Regions from separate parts of the Homo sapiens genome. Here regions 2 and 3 are each linked to region 1. The links are chromatin loops, found by intact Hi-C in ENCODE. Cell type or tissue: PC-9. All regions are shown on one strand. Links, peaks and the distances in the headings refer to the core of each region. The heading gives the core; the rest is flanking DNA.

Region 1 (7,994 bases), core at 1,141-6,140:
TATAAATTAGCTTGAGAAGTCATCCCTAAAGCAAGAAGATAAAAAGGCACACTGATGAGAGTTCCAGAAAAAAACAAAAAAAGCTTAAGACAAAAAGAGTAAAGTATATAAAAACATTAATTTTAAAATGATTTTCTAGAGGTGAAGACTTACACCTTTAAATCAAAAGGTTCTACACCAAGACCCAGACAAAATCAATGAAAAACTAATAATAAACTCTTGGATATAATCTAGTAAAAATTTTAAATTCCAAAGATTTAGATAAAAATCTGACAAACATTAAAAAGGTATCCCCACATCTCTACATGCCGTACCAGTAGGATAATTCCTCAGAATTTATTTATTTATTTTATTTATTTTATTTATTTATTTTTTTAAAGACAGGGTCTCATTCCCATCACCCAGGCTGGAGTGCAGTGGCACAATCACAGCTCACCGCAGCCTTGACCTCCCGGGCTCAGGTGATCCTCCCACCTTAGCCTGTAGCTGAGACTACAGGCGCACACCACCATACCCGGCTAATTTTTGTATTTTTAGTAGAGATGAGGTTTCACCATGTTGCCCATGCTGGTATGGAACTACTGGACTCAAGTGATCCACCTGCCTTGGCCTCCCAAAGTGCTGGGATTAAAGGTGTGAGCCACAGCACCCAGCCAGTTCCTCAGAAATTTAAGTGAAAGATAGTCACATAAGACTTCTATACCCAATTAAGCTACTGTTATACACAAAAACAATTGGCAGATATTTAGAAACTCAAAGACCCTGATGGTCCTGAGGGGATCCAAGTCTGCTGATGACACCTCATGGGCTCTCACTAACACAGGTCACCATAAAGAACTCAAAAGGTGAGGAAGACATGGTAAAGTAAAACTGGCAGGGAAATTAAACCGGGAACACTTAAAATCAACATGTAAATAATGCACTTCATTCACAGACCTAAAGCAGATAGCCCAAAAGAAAAATGGGCAAAGGATATAAAAATTCCCTCCCCCTGCCAAAACACAACACACATACACACCCAGTTTAAGGAAACTTCACAGTGATTTTAAAAAAACAACAACAAAGATTTAAAAAATATAACGATGCTCAAGTTCACAAGTGATTTAGGAAACTTATAGTCTTATGTATTACTGGAATAAGGCGAGGAGTATACATTTGGAAGAACAGCCTGACAAAATTTACTGTAGCTCTCGGGCTCAAGTATATATAGGTCAAAGATGTATGGCACAGTGAAATGCTACAACCTAACAAGCCACAACAGAGGATCGAGTCATTAATTATGCGACAGCTATCAACAAGTCAACCAAGCCAAGAGGAAGCATCACAACAGATATTAATGTATCAACATAGAAAGATGCTGTAGGCAGAAAAACAGTAGATGATGAATGTGGTCTTGAAAAGGTTTTAAAATGCATTAACAAATTGAACCCTCATTCAAGCCTTCTTTAACTTGTACTTAGACATATTCTATCTGATCCATACACAGAAGTTGGAAATACTTTCTCACTTTGCAAAATGCAATTGTTCTTCTGAAAACTAAGACAGTTTCATTTAAATCAATATGATTTTGGTTTTTTGTGTTTTTTTTTTTAACAAAGGCTCTAATATGTAAAGATTTCTCTGGTTTTTGTTTGTTTGTTTGTTTGTTTTTTGAGACAGGTTTTGTGCTCTGTCTCCCAGGCTGGAGTGCAGTGGCGCGATCTCGGCTCACTGAAGCCTTGGCCTCCTAGGTTCAAGCAATTCTGCCTCAGTCTCCCAAGTAGCTGAGACTACAGGCACGCACCACTACGCTAGGCTAATTTTTTATTTTTGATAAAGACGGGGTTTCACCATGTTGGCCAGGCTGGTCTCAAACTCCTGGCCTCAAGTGATCCACCCACCTCAGCCTCCCAAGGTGCTGGGATTACAGGCGTGAGCTGCCAGGCCTGGCCCTAATATGTGAAGATTTCTTAAAGAGGTTTTACAACCAAGCTTTATATAACTTTCGCTTTCACTACCTATAAAATGAGGGAGATGGCCTAAATCATGATCAATAGCCCTAAATCACTACTGTTTCTCCTCCTAGTATCGATGTTTCCATTTATAGCTGCCAGACACTTAACCCAGAAACATACTGCTACAAAAGAAATATTTTAAGTATAAGCACTTCCTGAAAAAAACAAAATTTGGAGACATCAGCAAATGCTCACCTCACTCAAGACTCAAAAGGGAAACACAAGCCACAGTTCTGAAATCCAAAGAACATTTTACATGTACAGCAACTGGCAAAGCTATTCAGAAGCCTGAGAGGCCCCTCTTGAAATGACAAAACTAAGCTTTCACCCAGTAAATTCAAGTGGAAAACAACCAAATTTCTATTCGTAGAAAAACAGTTATAAATTATGGCACATCCAAACTACTGAATTCTGTAAAATGTAAGGCACTTATCCATATAAGGCACTTACCTCTGTGTCTAGTACAAATTAGATTCTCAAAATAATTACTGTCATTAACATTATAATTTCCAGATTCTCAGAATCTGGCACCTTTCTTGGTTCTACTATAGTATTCATATGCCAGCATTTCCAAACCTACTTTACTATGGATCCTTTCTCCACATACCTATCTACATGGCATTTGTTTCATGGAGTACATTTTGGGGAATGCCTCTCTATCTCAGACACAAGCTTCATGCATTGTCCATTGACCACCATTTGTCCAGGGCTGATCTCCCCCAAAAAATTGTGTGCTCCTTGAAAGCATGGACCGGTGTTGGCACATATTAGGTACTAAGTAAATGTCTGTAGAATAAATAACAACAAATGAAAGAAGGGGTTTGGTGCAAATGACTCTGAGGATCCCCTGAAGCTTTAAAGCCCAGGTTCTATCATTTATACTGGAACCAAAGGGTCTAAACTCCCAAATTTCACACTGCTAACCTTGAGGACTAACAGAAATCAATGAAAACCACCTGAGGGACTCCTAAGTGTTCCAAGTATGCAGACCACAGCCCATGGGCTCTCTAGGCTGGCTCGAGTTTAACCTTACTTCATTTTCAACACAGACCAATATACATCAAATGTGGCTCACAGTGGCCAGGCCCAGTGGCTCACACCATAATCCTAGCACTTTGGGAGGCCCAGGCGGGTGGATGGCCTGAGCCCAGGAGTTCAAGAGCAGCCTGGGCAACATGGTGGAACCCTAACTCTACAAAAAAATACAAAAAATTGACCAGGATTGGTGGCATGTGTCTGTGGTCCCTGCTACTAGGGAGGTTGAGGTGGGAGGACCACCTGAACCCAGGAAGTTGAGGCTGTAGAGAGCCATGATTGTGCCACTCCACCCCAGCCTGGGTGACACAGTGAGATCCTATCTCAAAAAAAAAGAGTAGTTTAATAGTCAAACATGTAAAATGACCCAGATACAATTCAAGGATCAGGAGACCTCATTTACAGACTACTCAAAAGCTGGTTTGTAAGGCCTCCACCCACTTTCTAGCTTGAAGAATGAGTCACAGCATGTGCCCTCTGGGGACACCCAGGAATTTGTAGGGCAAAGGTGACAATCTTTCCCCAAGGTGCCAGCCTAACTTCACTCTAATGTAAACAGGCATTTCTGAGGTTTCACAGGGGCTCAGGAACAAAGCATCCACTGCCCTGGATGTTCTCTGGCTCCAGCAAACCCTGGCACACCAGGCAAAAGGCTTCTTTCAGGCAGAGGAAACAAACAAGGCTTAAGAAAAGTGAGAGTGGATGGCATGGCCCTGAGAGATGAAAGCGCCTCTGTTTAGTTTACTGAATTCTGCCTAGAGAGCTGCAGGAAGGCAGGATTTTTCTTAGCAGAGGAGTGAGAAATTCTGCAACCAGGTCAATTTTTCAGCAAAAGAGGTGCCAGGAATAGTAGTAGGATAAAGTATACATGGAAGCTGAGCCTGGGGTGGGTGGCCCAGGTCCCCTGCCCCACTCTTCTCAACTCAATGATCAACAATTCCGGCCCCCAGTTTGTCAAGAGTACTTAACGCACGGTTGTTCAACGTTATGCCAGTTTGCTACTGAACTCAAATTTGCTGACAAAATACACGTGTGCAAGTTCCTAATATTTTCTCCCCGCTACCCTCAACCGATGTCATTTCTGTGACTCAGAACCTTAACTAAAACTCAAAGCTGTGTGACACTGAGGAAACTGTGTTATGTCCCTGGGCCTCAGACCCCTCATCTGGACAAGGAAGGGATCGAGCAACCTTCAACACACTGCCTTCCAGCTATACCACTCCAGGAAGTACAAAAGAGGGCAGGTGGAAATGCAGAAGGATTTGTGCACCCTGGTAAGTCCTTCTCCACTCCCTGGTGCAATGATTGTGAAACTATTCTCACCCACACACAGGTAACTTCCAGTAGGAGATCACGAGCAGACAGAGCTGCCCTTTGTAAACAATAAATCACTGATTTTGCAAGGGGTTAAAAAAACAACAAAAAAAAAGGAGCTTCCAGCAGGGCGCAGTGGCTCACGCCTGTAATCCTAGCACTTTAGGAGGCCGAGGAGGGCGGATCACCTGAGGTCAGGAGTTTGAGACCAGCCTGACCTACATGGCAAAACCCCATCTCTACTAAAGATACAAAAAAATTGCCAGGCATGGTGGTGAGCGCCTGTAGTCCCAGCTACTCGGGAGGTTGAGGCAGGAGAATTGCTTGAACCCGAAGGCAGAGGTTGCAGTAAGCCGAGACTGCACCATTGTACTCCAGCCTGGGCAAGACAGCAAGACTCTATCTCAAAACAAAAAAAAAAAAAAAAGAAGAAGGAGCTTCCTTCACGACAAACTCAGAGATTGTAAGGAGAAAATGAGAACCAGAGCACCAGGTTGAAGCCCAAAAGGTGACAAGGAGAAGCTAGTCCTGGGTGATCCCCTCCATGGCCAGCCAGGTACCTGAGCTTTCAAGGTTTCCTCTTTCTGGGCAGAGGCATCTGATATACCAAGGGATTTTACTCAGCAATTCTAAACAAGCAGGTCCAAGTATGGCAAAAGTTTTCAAAAAGGGACTAATTGTTCTCCGGGATTATGTCAGTGTTCTATTACTACTGTAACAAATTACCACAAATTGAGTGGCTTGAAATAATAGCCATTTATCCGATCACAGTTCCATATATTGGAAATCCAGCATGCATCTCAACAGGCTCCAATCAAGGTGTCACAGGTGTGAGTCCATTACTGGGGGCTCTGGGAAAGAACTGATATCCACACTTATTCAGGTTGCCGGTCTAATTCAGTTCCTTGTGGTTGTAGGACTGAAGTCCCTGTTTCCTGCTGGCCGTCAGCTGGGCACTAGCCTTTGTTCCTGTGTTCCTTATGCTTTCCATGAGCTCCTGGAGGCTTCTCTCCAGATTTTGCAAGTGGCTCCCACCCACATTCCAGAGCCAATGACAGCATATGGAATCCTTTTCACACTTGGAATTCCATGACTTCCCCTTCTGCCTCATCTTTCTTTCTTTCTTTCTTTCTTTTTTTTTTTTTTTTTTTTGAGATGGAATCTCCCTCTGTCTCCCAGGCTGGAGTGCAGGGGCCTGATCTTGGCTCACTGCAAGCTCCGCCTCCCAGGTTCACACCATTCTCCTGCCTCAGGCTCCCGAGTAGCTGGGACTACAGGCACCCGCCACCACACCCGGCTAATTTTTTGTATTTTTAGTAGAGATGGGGTTTCACTGTGTTAGCCAGGATGGTCTCGATCTCCTGACCTCATGATCCGCCTGCCTCAGCCTCCCAAAGTGCTGGGATTACAGGCATAAGCCACCGTGCCTGGCCTCTGCCTCATCTTTCTAACCTCCTCTTCTGCCTTCCTTTTCTGTTTTTACAGGCTCAAAACACGGTGCCCACTTAGATCATCCAGGACAATCTCCCTATCTTAAGGTCAAGGGATTAATAGTTCTAATTCCATCTGCACGGCACAGTCCCTTTACAGAAGTATCTAGATCCGTGCTTGACTGAATAACTAGTGGGTAGAAATCTTGAGGGGATGAGTTTAGATTTGCCTCCCACAGGGGCCTTTGATTCTGAAGGCATAAACTGTCTCTGGAGCCCCCATGTTACCCCAGCTTAGTGGGAAGGCAAACCAGAGTCACCTCACAGCCACTCAGACCCTTTGCCCCAGAAGGTCAGATTTAGATCTAACATACCAGACAGGCCTGGATTTAGTCCCACCTCAACCATTACCTACTGACAGCAGCCTCTGGCCAAGTTCTGAAATTTCTTTCGTCTACAAAACGTGGTGCCACCACCCACTTGTCAAACTGCGGAAGAAGTAGACACAACGAAAGTGGGTGGCTGCCAGGCCTGGGATGGTAGGTCTGAAACTGGATAAAAGTCTGAGACGCTCTCTCTCTTCACAGACAATAACATTCTATACTTAGAACACCCCACAGTCTCTGTCCAAAGGCTCCTAGTTCTGACAAATACTCTCAGTAAAGTTTCAGGACACAAAATCAATGTACAAAAATCAGTATCATTTCTATACGCCAATAATGTCCAAGTTGAAAGCCAAATTAAGAACTCAGTCCCATTCACAATAGCCACAAAAAGAACAAAATACCTAGGAATACAGCTAACCAGGGAGGTGAAAGATCTCTACAATGAGAATTATGAAACATTGCTGAAAGAAATCAGAGATGACACAAACAAATGGAAAAACAGTCCAGGCATGGTGGCTCACGCCTGTATCCCAACACTTCGGGAGGCCAAAGTGGGTGGGTCACTTGAGGTCAGGAGTTCAAGGCCAGCCTGGCCAACATGGTGAAACGCTGTCTCTGCTAAAAATACAAAAATTAGCTGGGCATGGTGGCACACATCTGTAATCCCAGCTACTTGGGAGGCTGAGGCAAAAGAATTGCTTGAACCCAGGAGGCAGAGGTTGCAGTGAGCCTAGATCATGCCACTGCACTCCAGTGTGGATGACAGAGCAAGACTCTGCCTCGAGGTAAAAAGAAAAAAAGAAACACTTTCCATGCTCATGGATAGGAAGAATCAATATAATTAAAATAACCATACTGCCCAAAGCAATTTACAGATTCAGTGTTATTCCTGTAAAACTCCCAAGGATATTCTTCACATAATTAGAAAAAAACTATTCTAAAATTCATTTGGAACAACAAAAACAACAAAAAGCCCAAATAGCCAAAGCAATTATAAGCAAAAAGAACAAAGCTAGAAGGATCACACTTACCTGATTTCAAACTATACTACAAGGCTACAGTAACTGAAACAGCATGGTACTGGTATAAAAGCAAACACATAAATCAATGGAACAGGTTACAGAGCCCAGAAGTAAAGCTGCACATCTACAACCATCTGATCTTTCACAAAGCCAACAATAACAAGCAATAGGGAAAGGACTCCCTATTCAATAAATGGTGCTGGGATAACTGGCTATCCATATACAGAAGATTGGAACTAGACCCCTTCCTTCTGCCACATAAAAAAATCAACTCAAGATGGACTAAAGAATAAAATGTAAAAGCTAAAACTATAAAAATTTAAGAAGAAAACCTAGAAAATGCCATTCTAGACATGAGCCCTGGCAAAGATTTCATGACAAAGACTCTAAAACCAATTACAACAAAAAACAAAAATTGGTAAGTGGGATCTAATTAAACTAAAGAGCTTCTGCACAGCAAAAGAAACTATCAATAAACAGAGAGCCCACAGAATGGGAGAAAATTTTTGCAAACTATACCTCTGATAAAAGTCTAATATCTGGCCAGGCCTGGTGGCTCTCACCTGTAATCCCAGCACTTTGGGAAGCCGAGGCGGGTGGATCACCTGAGGTCAGAAGTTCGAGACCAGCCTGGCCAACATGGTGAAACCCCATCTCTACTAAAAATATGCAAATCAGCTGGGCGTGGTGGCGAGCACCTGTAAACCCAGCTACTCGGGAGGCTGAGGCAGGAGAATCACATGAACACAGAAGGCAGAGGTTGCCATGAGCCGAGATCGCACCATTGCACTCCAGCCTGAGCAACAAGAGGGA
Region 2 (7,994 bases), core at 1,700-6,699, 400 kb after region 1:
ACAAAGGCAACAGCAATGACAATAACACGTACTTCCTTCCTCTTCCAAGAAACCCTGGCTTTTCTACATATCCCTATTTATGTACTGTTGGTTATTTTATATTTGTGTATATACATATTTATAAATTGAGTCTTTTTTTCCTAGCCCTTAGTAGCTATTAAGTTTTGATAGTGGCAGTGACAAAATCCCTTTATCTACATACTGTGTCAGCTCATCTCAATAGTTACTTTCATGTTTGTTTGCTTTTTCTTTGTTGTATGGTTGGTTGTGATGATTTCCAAGCTGTTTACACGTTGGTCTAGAACCCAGAAGTCCATCAATGACTATAGTACCTGTAAATATGTTCATATACATATACACATACACATATATGCAGATATACATTTATATCCATATATATATTCTTGCTAAGATCACGATATTCCTGTTGTAAATTAAATATTTTTTGAATTATGTTATTCAATTGGTTGTTGTAGGTACATATAAATGTTACTGACCATGGTCCTTGGGCTCTCAGTGCAATAGAAATTGACATGAGGCCAAAAGAGTTTTCCCATACAAGGCTTCACTGGAGCTTATGCCCGGGCATAAAGGAAGCATCATGAGAGAGAGAGAGAATTCCCAGACAGACTCTCTGAAGAGCTGGTTGGAAATTTTTATTAGTCAAAACATACGAATTGATAAATAGGATAGGGTATGCAGTCTGGGCTGGGCAAAGAATGTGAAGGGTAGGTATGCAGGTCAGCACAACTGGTTGCGATGTTATCTTGAGAAATGGGCCACCTGGTGGTCTGGCCAATGGCAACAAGGCTGCCATTCCTTCCTGTGGTGGAACACTCTACAATCTTGGTTTATTTTGGATCTCCTAAGGACAGTTCTTGGAATGCCTTAAGTAAAAGGCATGGTTAAACATTATGGGAGCATAGAAGAACAACAGAGTATGACTAAAGCCTTGGGATTAGTGGGTAAGACATCAGTGAGGTAGTGGTATGGGTTTTGTGATCAGTGGGAATGTATTAAAGAATGCTCTGGTGAGGGTGAGCTGAAGCCAAGCCCCATTGCTACTCTGTCTCATTCCCTGCTGAGAAACTTCACCTTCTTTATGCTTAAGGAGAAAGGGCCGAAGATCTCATCTTCAGAAGCTACTTCCTGCTGAACAAGTTATTGTCCTTGCCTAACCTTTTAGGGCAAGCAGTCTTTACAGGATTTATAATCACCTCAAAGGTAGATCAGAGAAAGGAAAATTCAAGACAGGAAGTCAGAAGTTGTTCATGGAGGGGAAAATAATAAATGGCAAAGGTCACACAAATATAAAACCAGAAAGTACTATTCCCTGTGCCAGGTATTGAACCCAGGCAGCCATTGTGAAAAGGCAAAGCCTTAGCTACTGAGCTACAGCATGAGGCAGTTGTCATTGGTCTTCCCAGAAGGAAACTAGAGTAGCCATTTTCAAGCTTGCTAGGAATTTCAGCTGCTCAAGATAATTTGTAAGGTTAGCCACGACATTCTTATGCATCCTTCTTTTAATTTAAACCTTTTAAAAAATTGTTGAGAATAAGAAAAGTGCTTTTCTTTTAATGATGAAATTAGTTTCAATAGCTACTCAATCCAAAAGCCCTTTAAGGCTCAGATGGTAATTTTTCAGGTTTTTATAATATAAGCAAATGGTATTTCTAGAGAGGGGGTAGAGGAGGCATCTCCATGGTCCCCAAGAATTTACTCTCAGGAATAGATTTAAGATAGCAAAAGATGACAAAAGCCCCTTGGGGTGGGACCTTTTAAGACAGAACTCATCCCCAAGTGCTTGACACGTTTGGGACAAAGAACGTGTGCTTATGTGTCTCAGTCTCCAGGTCCTTTCAGACTGGCTACCTGACATGAGCCTCGGAATTCCCACCTTCTGGATGCTAGATAGCAAGAGAGGGTACCCCACCATGGTCATAAGGTCAAGCTCTCAAAGACATAAAATAAGATGAAAGGGAAACCTCGTCCAGTTTTTGTTTCAAGGACCTGCAGCAACGTTTGTAACTGACAAGTCTGCCAAACAGCAGGCTTATAGGGGTCATAGACCTTGAGACAAACAATTATCTTTACCATTTCACTCAACTGGTGTGCACAGAGAAGCAGGTCAGAAGCCTGGCTGGTAAGAAATCCTTAACCTTTTGCTCGCATGCCAGATTTCTGGGTTGCCTTTCTGTGTAGCTTCCGTAAGAGCAAAGCAGCTGTTGATGACTCTTCTCACTGCAGCACAGCTGTGGGGGCCAAGCTGCATTACAAGAGAAAGTCATCTTTTTTCCATTTTTTGGTGGAAGCGTAGGTAAATCCTCTTCTCTTTGCAAGAAGTCATCCAACAGTCTGCATGGGGCAATCAGATGTCAAGTTAAACACACAAGAAGGAAAAATGGATCAGGACGTGAGTGACGCAAACTGTGGACCCACGTGCTATCAGTCCTCTCTTCACAAAGATAGCACCCAGGGTCTGTAGGCTTGCATGCTTGAATAGACAGACGACAAAGTCCACAGCCTTCCCTTTCCCACAAGGCGTGGCAAAGGGAGGGAATGTACTTAAAGAATATTACAGATTCCAGTGCCAGACAGAGTTTCCTACCAGCTGAACTGAATGACTGTTTTTGCCTATGCTGCGTGGGTGTCTATTGAGGTTGAACCAGTGCCACATGGGTGTCTACTGAGGCTGAATCAGTGCCACACGGGTGTCTTCAGACTGAGTCAATTAAGTTAATGAAAAGCGAAGGAAGGGAAGGAAAAAGGAAGAAGAAAGAAAAAGAAAGACCCAACAAATAGAAGACCAGGAGGGAAGGAAAAGCATTGTCTGGGGTGGGTTGTGAGGGGTCACAGGGAGGCTGGAGGAAAAACTCACCAGTTGTAGCAGTGCTGAATCAAAACTTCAGGTGGCCTTCCATCAGTCACGGAGGGGTCACGTCCAGCTGTCCTGCTGGCTCACATGCCTCCCTCCACAGAGGAGAAAAAAGCACCCCATGTCTGGTGATCGCAGACAAGCCCTGAATGAATATGTTACTGACCATGAGTTCTTGGGCTCTCAATGCAATAGGACATGAGGCCGACAGAGTTCTCCCAGACGAGGCTTCATTGGAGCCTCCTGAGGTGGTACACTCCACAACTTTGGTTTGATAGTTTGGGTCTCGTAAGGCCAGTTCCTGGAATTCTTTAAGTAAAAGCCACGGTTAAACATTTTGAGAGCTCAGTGGAACAATATAGCATGACTAAAGCCTTGGGGTTAGCGGGTATGGCATCAGTGAGGTACTGGTGTGGGTTTTGTGATCACTGGGAATGTATGAAAGAATGCTGTAGCAGGGATGAGCTGGAGCCAAGCCTCATTCCTACTCTGTCTCATAAATACTGTTGATTTTTCTGTATTCATCTTCTGACAAGCTTGCTTTTTTGGCCATGTTTATTCGTTTTTAAATTTCTAGAGATGGGCACTTAGATCGTTTGTTTCAGTCTTACTCCTCTCCTGATATACACTATTCAACCTTTAAGATAGCTGTTGATCATGTTGGTAGTATTGATAGCAGTATATATTTCTTTCCTTTGCATAGTTTTTTCTTTAGACATAACTGGAAGTTTGGAGTTCTCAAAGTACCTTGGTGAAGCATGATATCTGTGCTTTCAGTGATGTGACATCACTTAGTGGAAGAGGGTGAAGAAAACACCCCTGGTTCTTAGGGTCCTTGTAAAAATATTGAGATATACTGTCACATATAAATTTCCTATGTCAAGTGGAGATAGAATATGTTAATACTGATGGGCCACCAGCCACATATGGAGATTCTTGCCTGTGCAGGGCGTTGTTTTGTTGGTATGGACGGCAAGATGTCGTTTGGCTGTGCACAGATTCTCCTGCTCTTTTATCAGTATAGAGAGAACAAGTACACAAACAATGGGAATTTTGTTTATTGTCACTAAAATAGTTCATCAAATGAAACAGTAGTTTTCATCATTAGACTGGAGTAGGGATTCTTTCTTTTTTGGTATTTTGGAGGAAAATACTTGTTTTTTGGGGTTAAGTTTTAAACCATATTTGATTGTTCTCTGATACAACTAGGAACTCACAGGGGTGGTTTGTATAGTGGATTTACATCTTTGTGGTCTATTTCTAAAAATAACCAAGACGAACTTGTCATAGTTATTTGATGTATTTGATAAAACATGGGGACTATTGTGTCTTTTTTTTCCCAACATTTTGATTGTTGTTTAGGTTAAACTTGATGTAATGATCACCAGCTTATACATACTAATTTGATGGTTTAATGCCAACCTGTGCCAACTAGATTTTGCATTATATTCTAAAGTTCCTTTCATAGACCCTGAAGGTTTTGATAAATTACTGTTTTGATTTTCATAATGTCATTTTGACCTGAGGACTTTTTTAGATTTAAATGAGCTTGGTGGTTTATTAAATGTCATGGAGAGTTTAAATCCAGGATAAACTTAGCCGTTGCTTTTTTTCACTCCTTTGATTAGGGATTCTGTCTGTGGAAAAAATATAGATAGTGGTTGATATCAGTTTTGTGTTCATAGAGATTCTGAGTCTTTTACATGCTTTCTTTTAGGTTGTTGACTATATACTGCCACCCTTGGTGTCCTTGGTTCAAAGCCAAAATGGTAAGTGTGATGACACCAGCAAGAATTGCATCAGTTACACATTCTATTTTCATTCTGTCTCCATGGAGTCACATTCTTGGCATTTTTTTTTTCTTTCAAGTGGAGTGGAGACTCTTTAGCTTGCGGTTGCTCTCAGAAACCACATCTCTACTCGTGAACCAGGAGTTTGGGGATGGCAAGGAGAAGGCCAGTGTTGATTCTGACAGCAATCTTCTGGCTCTCATTCGAGATGTCTTACTTCCCCAGTAAGTATCATGCAGTTGTATTCATGCAGAGAAGTGTAGGCTATCCAGGAAGCTTCTGTCAAACTAGGTTCAGTGATGGGGTTGGGGTCTTGATGTCCTTATGTTTATACACATATGCTTGTGTACTCATTATAAAAAAAGTTTAGACAGGTGCGGTAACTGTTAGACTGCAGAAGACTCAGAAGGTCTCAGTTCATCTTTGAGGACATCCATTTAAAGCTTAATCTGTTTTTTGCCAGAAACATGATTTTGAAGTTATGCAGATTTAAACGTGTTCATGGCTCAAGGGGTGAGGGTTATGATTCAAGGTCTATATTACACGACTACTGGAACATGAAATTGAGACTTCTCCTGGCTCTACTCAGAAATAATAGAGATAGAGGTAATCCCCTTCTCCAAACTCTTGGAATAGAACTTAGGTTTAGTTCTGAGCAGGACTTTCTCAGGGGTTGGGTGGAGGTGGCGGAACAGGTAATGAGTATGGAGAAAGGGTTTTTGTATTCTTTTACTTCATTGCTCATAAAGCAAACACACAGCAGGATGACTACTGAGGGCACCTAATGCAAACATGCAAAACCCTAAAATCTCACCTTATAGTTGAGGGGACACTGTCAATTTTATCAAAGCTAGTTTCAAAAAGTATATGCCATATGTCAATATTAAAGAAGATTTTGTGAAATCAAACAAATGCTAGATGGTGTATCATGCATTAATATGCCTACCTGATCATGGCTTTCTCCAGGGCCTGGGCCGCAGTCTGGGTCAGTTTGGCAGGTTTATAAGAATGACAGCCTGAGTTAATGCTTCCCTCTATTGTTTCAACTTCTTAAGACCCACTGTTCTCATTTAAAAAAAATTAATGATCATAGTAAAGAAATCAGATGTAATTACATTCTGATTTTGGCCAATGTTAAGAGTTTGAACTCTCTCATATAATATTAGGTTCACATTAAAGAAAACCCAAATAACTGAAATTGCCAGTTGCTGTAGATGAAGCACTCAACCACTCCAGTTGGTTGAGGAAGGTACCTTTTACTAAGTGTGTGGGTGTTCTGTGTCGACCCTTTGGCTCTCTGGGGGAGCCTGTCTTGACTGACTGGAGCTTGATTTCTAGGCCAGCCTCTTGTTTCTTTTTTCCTATTTACACTTCTGCAGCTGGTTTCAGGGACAGCTCTGATAATTAATATGTACTGTAAGAATACTTTTAATGCCCAAAGTAAGACAATTGTTTGAAACTTTGTCATGTGGAGTTTGCTCAGTGATAAACTGTCAGTAGGTACCTTTTCAGTTACATTTGTTATATATGAGTGTATGTCTGTGATCTATACTTATGTGAATTCAATAAAAGATTATACCCTTCTTTAATGGGATTAATGTTTTTAGTGCATTTTATGCTTCTAAAAGTATTCATATATAGTTATATGCATCTTTCTGACAAGAAAATTCCTTAAATGTAGTTTTTGTACAAAATATATTTAAAGGATGTGCTTTGAGAGCTGGGTTCAGTGGCTCGTGCCTGTAGTCCCAGGTATTTGGGAAGATGAGACTGGAAGATTGTCTGAGCTCAGGGGTTTGAGGCCAGCTTGGGCAGCATAGCAAGGCTCTGTCTCTCAAGAAAAAAACAAAAACAAAAAGAAAATATGTGCTTTGGATATCTGCAATGTGAAAACTTGTAGAGAACATTTTTCAGGACCTGAGATGTCTCCTCCACACAGTAGGGATCAGATTTACTCCAACAGGACTTCACAGTTTAGTAATAGCTTTTTTAAAGCTCTGTTAATCTGAAACCACATTTCTGTATATCTGAAGTCTGCCCAGTTTTGGAACAGTTTGTGAAATAAAAAGTGTTAACTCAGTGATCCTGTGTTACTCATTTGAGCTGGAATAAATATTTCCTTTAGTATGAGTCTTTACTTTTTCCAGAGATGAGGAATTAAAGAGGAAAATGTAAATGTAAACCACATGGCAGTTCAATAACATAAATAATGTAGATGAGTTCAAGCTTGTATTACACAACTTGAAATGCACTTCAGATAATGGTATACAATTTATTTGGATGTGATATGGAATGTTTTCAAACCTTTCAGACTGATTCTGTTGTAGCGTATAAGCCTTGAGTCTGCATTTCAGTCTCCAAGCCTTAGTTTTCTCATCTGTAGAACGGGGATAATAGTACCTACCTTAGAAGATAATCCTAAAGATTAAATAGGATGCTTCTTTTGAAACGGTACAGTGTGTGGCAAATAGTACCCTCTTGACAAGTGTTTAGCACCGTGACTGTTATTGTTAGGCTCATTATTTTAATCTCATATTAATCTTTAAAGTAAAGATTGTAATAGGGCAATAATAGTAATGGTACATACTTCATGGAAATGAATTGGCCATTAAAATGTATAATGCTTATTGTGCCTTCCTGGCATATATAGTAAGGGCTCAATAGATGTAAAAAAAAATTTTAAATGAAATGTAAGTAACACATTCATTTAACCTCCTTAACTCTGGAAAACTAGAACCTGGTAAGGAGTTTGATCTTTGAAGATAACTCTTGGTAGTTTTAAGTTTAGAAATACTAATAATGGAAAATTCATGCTCTCCATTGAGTATATAAATATAATAGCTTATGAATTAAGTTTCTAGAGTCCATGGGAACTATATAGCACCCACTTCAATTTGGCAAATAGACACACTGGTGTTGATACTTTTTATTTTGTTAAAGTTTTAGCCTTCCCTTGACCTTAAACAATACTTTTGATGCAGCCAAGGTGACAGCCTTTTCATGCACAGGTATGGTAGGCTCCCCACTTCGCACAGGGAAGTATTGTATTAGTCAAGACTTTATTTGCAAACAATAGCACCCAATTCAAATTAACTTATAAAATAGTTTATTTGCTCACATGACTGAGAAGTCAAAGACTTGTGGATACAGCTGGATTTAGGGGCTTGATTTCTGTCTGTGATGCTCCGTGTATGTGTCTTTCTCGCCATCTCTTTACTCTGCCTACATCTACTCTGCTTTGTTCTCAGATAGGCTCCTATTCTCATCCACTTGGTAGTTAAATGGTTCCTGGTGGAGAGGGTAATCCTAGAAAAAGGGTGGATGTCTTT
Region 3 (7,994 bases), core at 1,700-6,699, 60 kb after region 1:
GTATGCTTTTAAAAGCTCTCTAGCATTTTAAGAAACTGCAACTTAGCATCAGGAAGGGAAAGAATTTCAGCTTCTAAGGGGAAGCCTAGCAGAAAGTGACAAGAGGAGACTCACGTTGGCACTGATGTGGTATCCCTAGCAATTGGAAGAGAAGCTGAAAAATCTGGGATCTCTCACTCTCAGTCCAGGGCAACACATCCTGACAGCCAGGAAGAGTCAAATGGCTATGGTAAGACGTATGGGGTTTATTCACCAGAAAAAGACAAAGAACGCCACATTTCAAAACTCAGGCTTGGTAACACAATAGCATGGGTGTGTATGCAAGCATGAAGTACTGAAGCTAACAAATTACTAGATTCTATCCCTGTCTAGCAAGTACTTATTTCAATAGCAATCATATGATTAGCTGAAAGTGGGCAATCATTAACTTCATCTACTGTTAAACAGTTACACACAAAAACATGGTGCTTTATATCTTGTTAATATCATGAATAAGTTATGTAACCCTTGACAGTGTTCTGTTTTGATTTAAAATACCAATGCTATTGCTGCCATAAGTTAAACACTGCAAAATTATAAAACTTCAAAGATAATTACAGCATTTTAAGGACTATCATAAATACTTTTATGCAACTGCGATGTTTACAAGGCTAAGCCAGCATCTCTTCTGAAAAACAAAGAACCAAATGATACAACTAGAAATATCTGCATACCTACTATGTATAAACAAACCCAAAAGATATTTTAGCTTCTATCTCACTTGGCCTCTCACAGCAGAGTAACCCTGTGAACCCTACCCTTCACCAAAAGAACACTCCCTCCCCCAGCAATTCTGGTCTTCTCCCAATCTCTAGTCACTACTCCTCTGTGAGTTCTCCTACACATGGATATCACTACACAGGAATGGTCCCCAAACCCTTGCCTCAAACTCCTATCCCTCTTCGAAGTGTCAGGCCCAGACGTCCCACTGCCCTAAACATCTCCACTTAGAAATCTCAGGAGTAGCCGGTCACGGTGGCTCACGCCTGTAATCCCAGCACTTTGGGGGGCCAAGGAGGGCGAATCACCTGAGGTCAGGAATTCGAGACCAGCCTGGCCAACATGGCGAAACCCCATCCCTACTAAAAATATAAAAATTAGCCAGGCGTGGTGGCAGGCGCCTGTAATCCCCAGATACTCGGGAGGCTGAGGCAGGAGAATTGCTTGAACCCGGGAGACGGAGGCTGCAGTGAGCCAAGACTGTGCCACTGCACTCCAGCCTGGACAATAGAGTGAGATTCCGTCTCAAAAAAAAAAAAAAAAAAAAAAAAAAACCCTCACGAGCACGTCAAACTCAGCACATTCAAAACAAGACCCTCCAGGTCCTCACCGCTGGGACAACTGATTAATGGTGGTCCAACTCAGAAACCTCAGCCTTATCCTTCACTCCGCCCCCTCCCTTACCCTACCACTATCTCTTCAACAACAAAGGCTTATCTCTTAAACATCTACCCACACTATCACTCGCTAACCCCCACCCTCTCTCACCTTGAGTACAGCCAGAGCTTCCAGCTGGGTCTCAGTCATCATGGAGGTAAGATAAGGTCTAGGATCACATACGGCCTAGGACACGTTTACCAAAGTAAAGCCAGCCACCACTCCTAATGCCACCCAACCCTGCCATGGGCCTTCTCTTTGGAACATCTACAGACTGCATCTCTTTTCCGCCCTAGTGACCTAATGTGGATGCAACTTGAGTTTGTGAGGGAAATTCTCAAACTTGCTTGTGATGATCAATCTGCCATGCTGCCTTTTGCCAAACAGAGAATTCAGTATACTATAAAGAACAAAAACTACATTAAAAGATAGCCAAACTCCCAGGAATATTTATTTTCTTTTTGTTGTTTTTTTTTTTTTTTTTGAGATGCAGTCTCGCTCTGTCGCCCAGGCTGGAGTGTAGTGGCGCAATCTCGGCTCACTGCAACCTCTGCCTCCCGTGTTCACGCCATTCTCCTGCCTCAGCCTCCTGAGTAGCTGGGACTACAGGTGCCCACCACCACGTCCAGCTAATTTTTTGTATTTTTAGTGGAGACAGGGTTTCACCGTGTTAGCCAGGATCGTCTCCAACTCCTGACCTCGTGATCCGCCAGCCTCAGCCTCCCAAAGTGCTGGGATTACAGGTGTGAGCCACTGCGCCTGGCCAGGAATATTTATTTTCTTTATTCCTTTCCATGAGTATCACTTCTACTATACCATCAAGAGACTTACCCCAGCTAAAAGTTTTGCAAGTTAACACTCAATTGTTGTGAAAATATTCCTCTTGTACAAAAGTTTTTTGTTTTTGTTTTTTTTTTTTTAAAACAGGGTCTCTTTCCATTGCCTAGGCCGGAGTACAATGGTGTAATCATGGCTCACTGCAACCTCTGCCTCCTGGGCTCAAGCGATCCTTCTGCTTCAACTTCCCAGACAGCTGGGACTACTGGGGCACACCACCATGCCCAGCTAATTTTAGTACGTTTTGTAGAGATGGGGTTTCACCATATTGCCCAGGCTGGTCTCCAACTCTTGGGCTAAAGCAATCCACCCGCCTTGGCCTCCCAAAGTGCTGGCATTACAGGCGTGAGCTGCTACACCCGGCCAGTTATTTAACAAGACTAACTACTTTCCTATCTTTCAAATACAGTATAAAACATCTACTGCAGCAGTCAACGTTTTAGTCTATTTTACCAATGATTTGCCTGTCACACCTTTTATCCACTGCTGTAATAATAACAATCTGCTTGTTTTCTCAAATAGAAAGATGTTTTCCCAAATATATAACACCAAACTATGTTTCTTCCACAAGAGACCTTTGGAATGTCTTGATATTCGAATCCAAAGCAATTCTTCTAATGCCTTGGGACCACTGAAAAATTAACCCTTTCTCCTCAAAGTCAAAGCAGAGAAGCTAGTTGATGGGTGAGCAAAAACCACAGCTCACATCAATGCTTTAGGCCATGGGGGCTATTCCTGTTACTGTCATACAGAGCAAGTCCAGGGCACACCCCACCCTTGAGGTGTGGCACAGAATACCTGTTCCAAACTATTTTTGGATGAATGGATCATAAGGAGTTCAGTAAAAACAATAATTATGGCTAACACAAATGCTTCCTCTTAGCCAAGCACATGTATAAATTCACATAATCCTCTTAATAACTGTATGAGGGCCAGGCGCAGTGGCTCACACCTATAGAATCCCAGCACTTTGGGAGGCCGAGGCAGGTGGATAACTGACCAGGAGTTCGAGACCAGTCTGGCCAACACAGTAAAACCCGTCTCTACTAAAAATACAAAAATTAGCCAGGTGTGGTGGCACACACCTGTAATCCCAGCTACTTAGGAGGCTGACGCAGGAGAATTGCTTGAACCAGGGAGACGGAGGTTGAAGGGAGGCAAGATCGTGCCACTGCATTTCAGCCTGGGCAACAGAGTGAGACTCCATTTCAAAAAAATAATAACTGTATGAGGTTATCATATAAGGTAATGATTCCGAAGCTGCCTGTCATAAACAGGAGTTGCTGGGTTCAACACACCTAAGCAACAATCTTACAGGGGAAAAAAGAACATGGCTTCAAACACATCAATGCTGTGCTGCATTGTATCTACACTGTTCAATCTGAAGGTTTTTACTTTTTAATTAATGAATGAAAACAAAGCTACTTCCCACTCAGGTACATAAAGCAATTGTACAACTGTACAATTCCCATAGTATTCTGCATTTTATTTAAAATATATTCTAGATGCAAAGGTTGAAATGAAATGCTCACTGTCTAGGTGACACTCTTTTATTCTCTACTAAGAAAGCCAGTAAACCAATTGTCTCAGAAATTCTGCACCCAAATGTAATACTCGCAGACACAGCACCAGTGAGTCATACACATAACAAATTGCTCATTTTCCTCCTCCCCACCTTTCCTCTAAATCATTATAATGCTATTCCTGAATCATAGGTTTGGTTTTTTGTTTGTTTTGAGTTTTTAATTCTCCAGTATAAAGCTTGCCAATTCCAACTTCCGAACATGACAAGAATCTGTCCCTTTAGTTTAAGTAAACCTCCAATTTTCTTCCCAGGTTTGAAATTCTTCAGTGCAGGCAAGGCCCACACCTCTGGATCTCACACTAAGTAAAAAATGCCCCTTGATACTATAACTGTCTTACTAGATCTCTTAAGATATCAGATTACCAAACTCCCCAACTGGAAGTCCAACAGGCAAACCAAGTTTACTGTGGGAGCCCTGTATTCAGAAACACAAGATGTAGCATACTCTTTTACAGAGTTATCTTTTTTTCTTCTGGAAGTCTCATATACCAAATCCAGAGAAGAATGAACACTTGGAAAACTTAATTTTTACTAAAGCTGAACATATGTCTTATGACCCAATGATCCACTCCTGAGCATATACCCGATAGAAATGAGTACTTATACACTTAGTTCATAGCAGCTTTATCCATGATAGTCCCAACTGGAAAAAAAACAAATGTCCATCCACAGGTAAATGTATGAACAAATCATGATATAACCATAAAATGGAATACCATCCCACACTAAAAAGGAATGAAGCACTAGTACATGCAACAAATGGATGAACATTGCAGACAAAACATTGAGCAAAAGACCAGACACAAAAGTACACACTATATGACTCAATTTACATGAAGCCCAAAACAGGCACAATTATCCTATGGTAATAGAGGTCACAAGAGTGGTTATCTACAAGGAGTTACTGGCAGTACAAGTGGTATATGTAAGTAAAATTAATGGAGCTAAGATAATTAAAGGTTCAATGCGTAAGAAATTAAAGGTTCTAGTTAACTTGTCAACCTTAGATGGTAATGCAACATGATATAAAATATTTGTTCCACAGAACACAGTAGCAACCAAAAGTCAGGCAGAAACCGAGACAGCATTGTCCCTCTCGTGAGCATTGTCCTCTTCCCACTGCTGTTCTCCAGCCAGAACACGGCCACCTGGTTCCACCATGAATCTGGACCGTCAGTCCCTTTGGCATGAACAGCTGAGCTGTCTTCAGTCACTCTCTCCCTGATTTTCTCATCACACTGAGGACAATCAATTCTTCTGGAGGTCAAAGGAATTTGTCTTCCCCACTCTCCAAGAAATATTTCCCAATGGTCCTCAGACAAACATAAATTCAAGGGTAGTTTCTGCTCTCATTGTTTACCTGCTCCTAAAGGTCCAAATTCCTGACTCAATAATACAGCTGAAGCCAAACCACTTCTAACATTATAAGGAGACATTTTATCTTTGGTCACATCTCAAATCTCAAACTGGAAATTATTTGATAGAAACCCATAATAAAAGGAGGCAGCCTACACTAGAGGCTGTGTATCTAGAGTAGGTTGTATCATATATGTTCTACATTTTGCAAAACTTAAAAACTGAGAGCTTACAGAATGTTAGCATAAAAAAAATCCAGACCCACAGCACACGTTGTTTATGTTAAAGAACTGCCTGGCCAGGTACAGTGGCTCATGCTTGTAATCCCAGTACTTCGGGAGGCCAAGGCAGAAGGATCGCTTGAAGCTAAGGCAGCCTGGGCAACATAGCAAGACCTCACCTCTACAAAAAAATTTAAAAAAGAAAAGAAAATTAGCCAAGTGTGGCAGCACGCATGCTACTCAGGAAGCCAAAGCGGGAAGATGGCTTGAGTCCAGGAGTTCAAGGTTACAGTGAGCTATGATCAGGCCACTGCACTTCAGCCCAGGCAACAGAGATTCTATCTCTAAAAAAAGCACTTTTTTATTGTACCAAAACAACCAGAGGAACTGATGGACAACTTCTAAAATCCCGTGGTTCTGTATATGCATAAATGCTTTATCTCTGTAATCCTGGAGAGAGACAAAAAAAAGTGAGATCCTATATCCCTATTCTAATTAATATGCTTTTTTTTTCTTTTTCTTTTTCTTTTTTAATACTCTGTTGCCAGGCTGGAGTGCAGTAGTGCGATCTTGGCTCAATGCAACCTCCACTTCCCGGGTTCAAGCCATTCTCCTTCCTCAGCCTCCCGAGTAGCTGGGATTACAGGCGTCCACCAGCACGCCCAGCTAATTTTTGTATTTTTAATAGAGACGGGGTTTCACCATGTTGGCCAGGATGGTCTCGATCTCATGACCTCGCAATCCACCTGCCTCCACCTCCCAAAGTGCTGGGATTATAGGCGTAAGCCACCACACTCAGCCATTAATATGCATTTTAAGTGACATAAATCAACCTGCATCTATGTAACGGAAGATAGGATTTGCTAATAGTTCATCTGTATCAACATAAATTAGTAGACGGTGACATCTTTTAATCAACATAATCATGTTATCTAGTAACTAATTCTAGTCATTAAGGAGGAATGCAATAAGTGCTCTGAATAGTATGCTAAAGAGATACTTTTCGAAAATGTCAAGCCACTTAGTCCACATGTTCACAGTTATTTTCTCCTACTTCTTAAAAGAAAAAAAAGATTTTTAAAGTCACCTGAGTACCCACAGCATGGTCTTATTTAACATTCAAATGTGGATAATTTATACTGTGATGGAGCATCCTTGTCGGATGTTAGTACAAAATCCACTTCCTCTGGATAGACTATCCTCTCCTGTTGAATGTCCTGGAACTAGAGGAGACCCTAGAAATAATCCAGCTCCACGATTCCCAAACTGGGGTACATGTGCTTATGCTGGGGATTCCCCAGAACCTCAGGGAAAACAAGGTACATTTTCCTTAAGAGCACTTTTTGACTCAGACAGCAATATTTTTTTTTTTTTTTAGATGGGGTCTCGCTCTGTCACCTAGGCTAGAGTACAATGGTGCAATAATGGCTCACTGCAGCCTCAATCTCTTGGGCTCAAGAGATTCTCCCACCTCAGCCTCCCTAGTAGCTGGAACTACAGGTGCACATCACCACACCTGACTAATTTTTCTTTTGTCTTTTTTTTTTTTTTTTTTGTAACAATGAGGTCTCACTATGTTGCCCAGGCTGGTCTCGAACTCCTGGGCTCAAGTGATCCTCCCACCTCAGCATTCTAGGAAGGGCTATTCCCAGCTTCACCTGTTACATAGCAAGAACCTGTCTCTATTTAAGAAAAAAAAAGTGTTTAAGGAAGTCCAAACAGGCTGCCTACAGGCACACTGCCTATGAGTTAGCCCTGCTCTGCAAGGAACAGCACTGTAAAATAAAAATAATAAATTTTGAAAACAAAAAAATTAAGTCCAAACAAGGATTTCAAGAGCTCCCCTCCCACCCCATTCCACCCTGTTTCACCTCAGGTGCACTATTAACAATAATAATTAAATAAATTTCTCACTATAATGAATCATACTACACAGCCTTTCATAAAATGCCTATCATAGCCTTTAAGCAGCTCAACATCATTGGTATTCTGTGTAACTCAGGAGACATCCAGTTTTACACATATGCAATTATTTACTGTCTCTTCACTAAAATTTGCACTTTTCAACACTGCAAGTGGCCTCCACTTAGATACATCTAAGAAGACAAGTCAGAATAGGGAACATTTGTTTGAAAAGAAGGGGGGAAAAGGAGGTGAGAAGCCAGAAGACCCATTCATTCAACAGTGTATCTCTGTCTAACAACAGTGTATCTCTGTCCAAGAATAAAATAAAACCTAAGAACCCACATAAGCCCTTGGGTTCTATCTCCATCTTTTAAAAAGAACATCCTCTTGTCTTTCCCTACAAAAATCACAGTGCATGCCAAATATAGATGAGTTAAATAAATCTGAGTCCATTTTCTTTTGTTTTGTTTTGTTTTTGAGACAGAGTCTCACTCTGTCGCCCAGGCAGGAGTGCAATGGCACAATCTTGGCTCACTGCAACCTCCACCTCCTGGGTTCAAGCAATTCTCCTACCTCAGCCTCCCACGTCGCTGGGATTACACACGCATGCTGCCACGCCCGGCTACTTTTTTTGTGTTTTAGTAGAGACGGGGTTTCACCATGTTGCCCAGGCT

Evidence for each region. Hi-C counts contacts between places; a loop is a spot of excess contacts. Peaks named below come from ENCODE experiments on the same cell type or tissue, not always from the same donor. Only the 100,000 strongest peaks of a DNase experiment are listed, where the experiment ranks them.
Region 2: it touches region 1 in a loop (5-fold over the local background); 2 of 110 quality-filtered maps call a loop at or near these places.
Region 3: it touches region 1 in a loop (9-fold over the local background); 88 of 110 quality-filtered maps call a loop at or near these places.

What each region holds. Positions count from the first base shown.
Region 1 is chr3:42,076,254-42,084,247 of GRCh38, reverse strand. It overlaps a transcript of TRAK1 not described here. Among named protein-coding and RNA genes, the nearest start is that of TRAK1, 11 kb to the left of the region's middle. In PC-9, for the core only: no CTCF peak of the experiment used is centred there; DNase peaks (open chromatin) are centred at 3,517 and 4,337; H3K4me3 peaks cover 742 bases; H3K27ac peaks cover 2,995 bases.
Region 2 is chr3:41,678,403-41,686,396 of GRCh38, reverse strand. It overlaps ULK4 (unc-51 like kinase 4), which reads left to right. Exons shown (of 37, transcript NM_017886.4): 28 at 4,593-4,644; 29 at 4,745-4,889. Among named protein-coding and RNA genes, the nearest start is that of ULK4, 280 kb to the left of the region's middle. In PC-9, for the core only: no CTCF peak of the experiment used is centred there; a DNase peak (open chromatin) is centred at 4,726; H3K27ac peaks cover 308 bases.
Region 3 is chr3:42,017,064-42,025,057 of GRCh38, reverse strand. It overlaps a transcript of TRAK1 not described here. Among named protein-coding and RNA genes, the nearest start is that of ULK4, 59 kb to the right of the region's middle. RefSeq lists an enhancer at 1-720. In PC-9, for the core only: no CTCF peak of the experiment used is centred there; a DNase peak (open chromatin) is centred at 3,937; H3K4me3 peaks cover 731 bases; H3K27ac peaks cover 2,248 bases.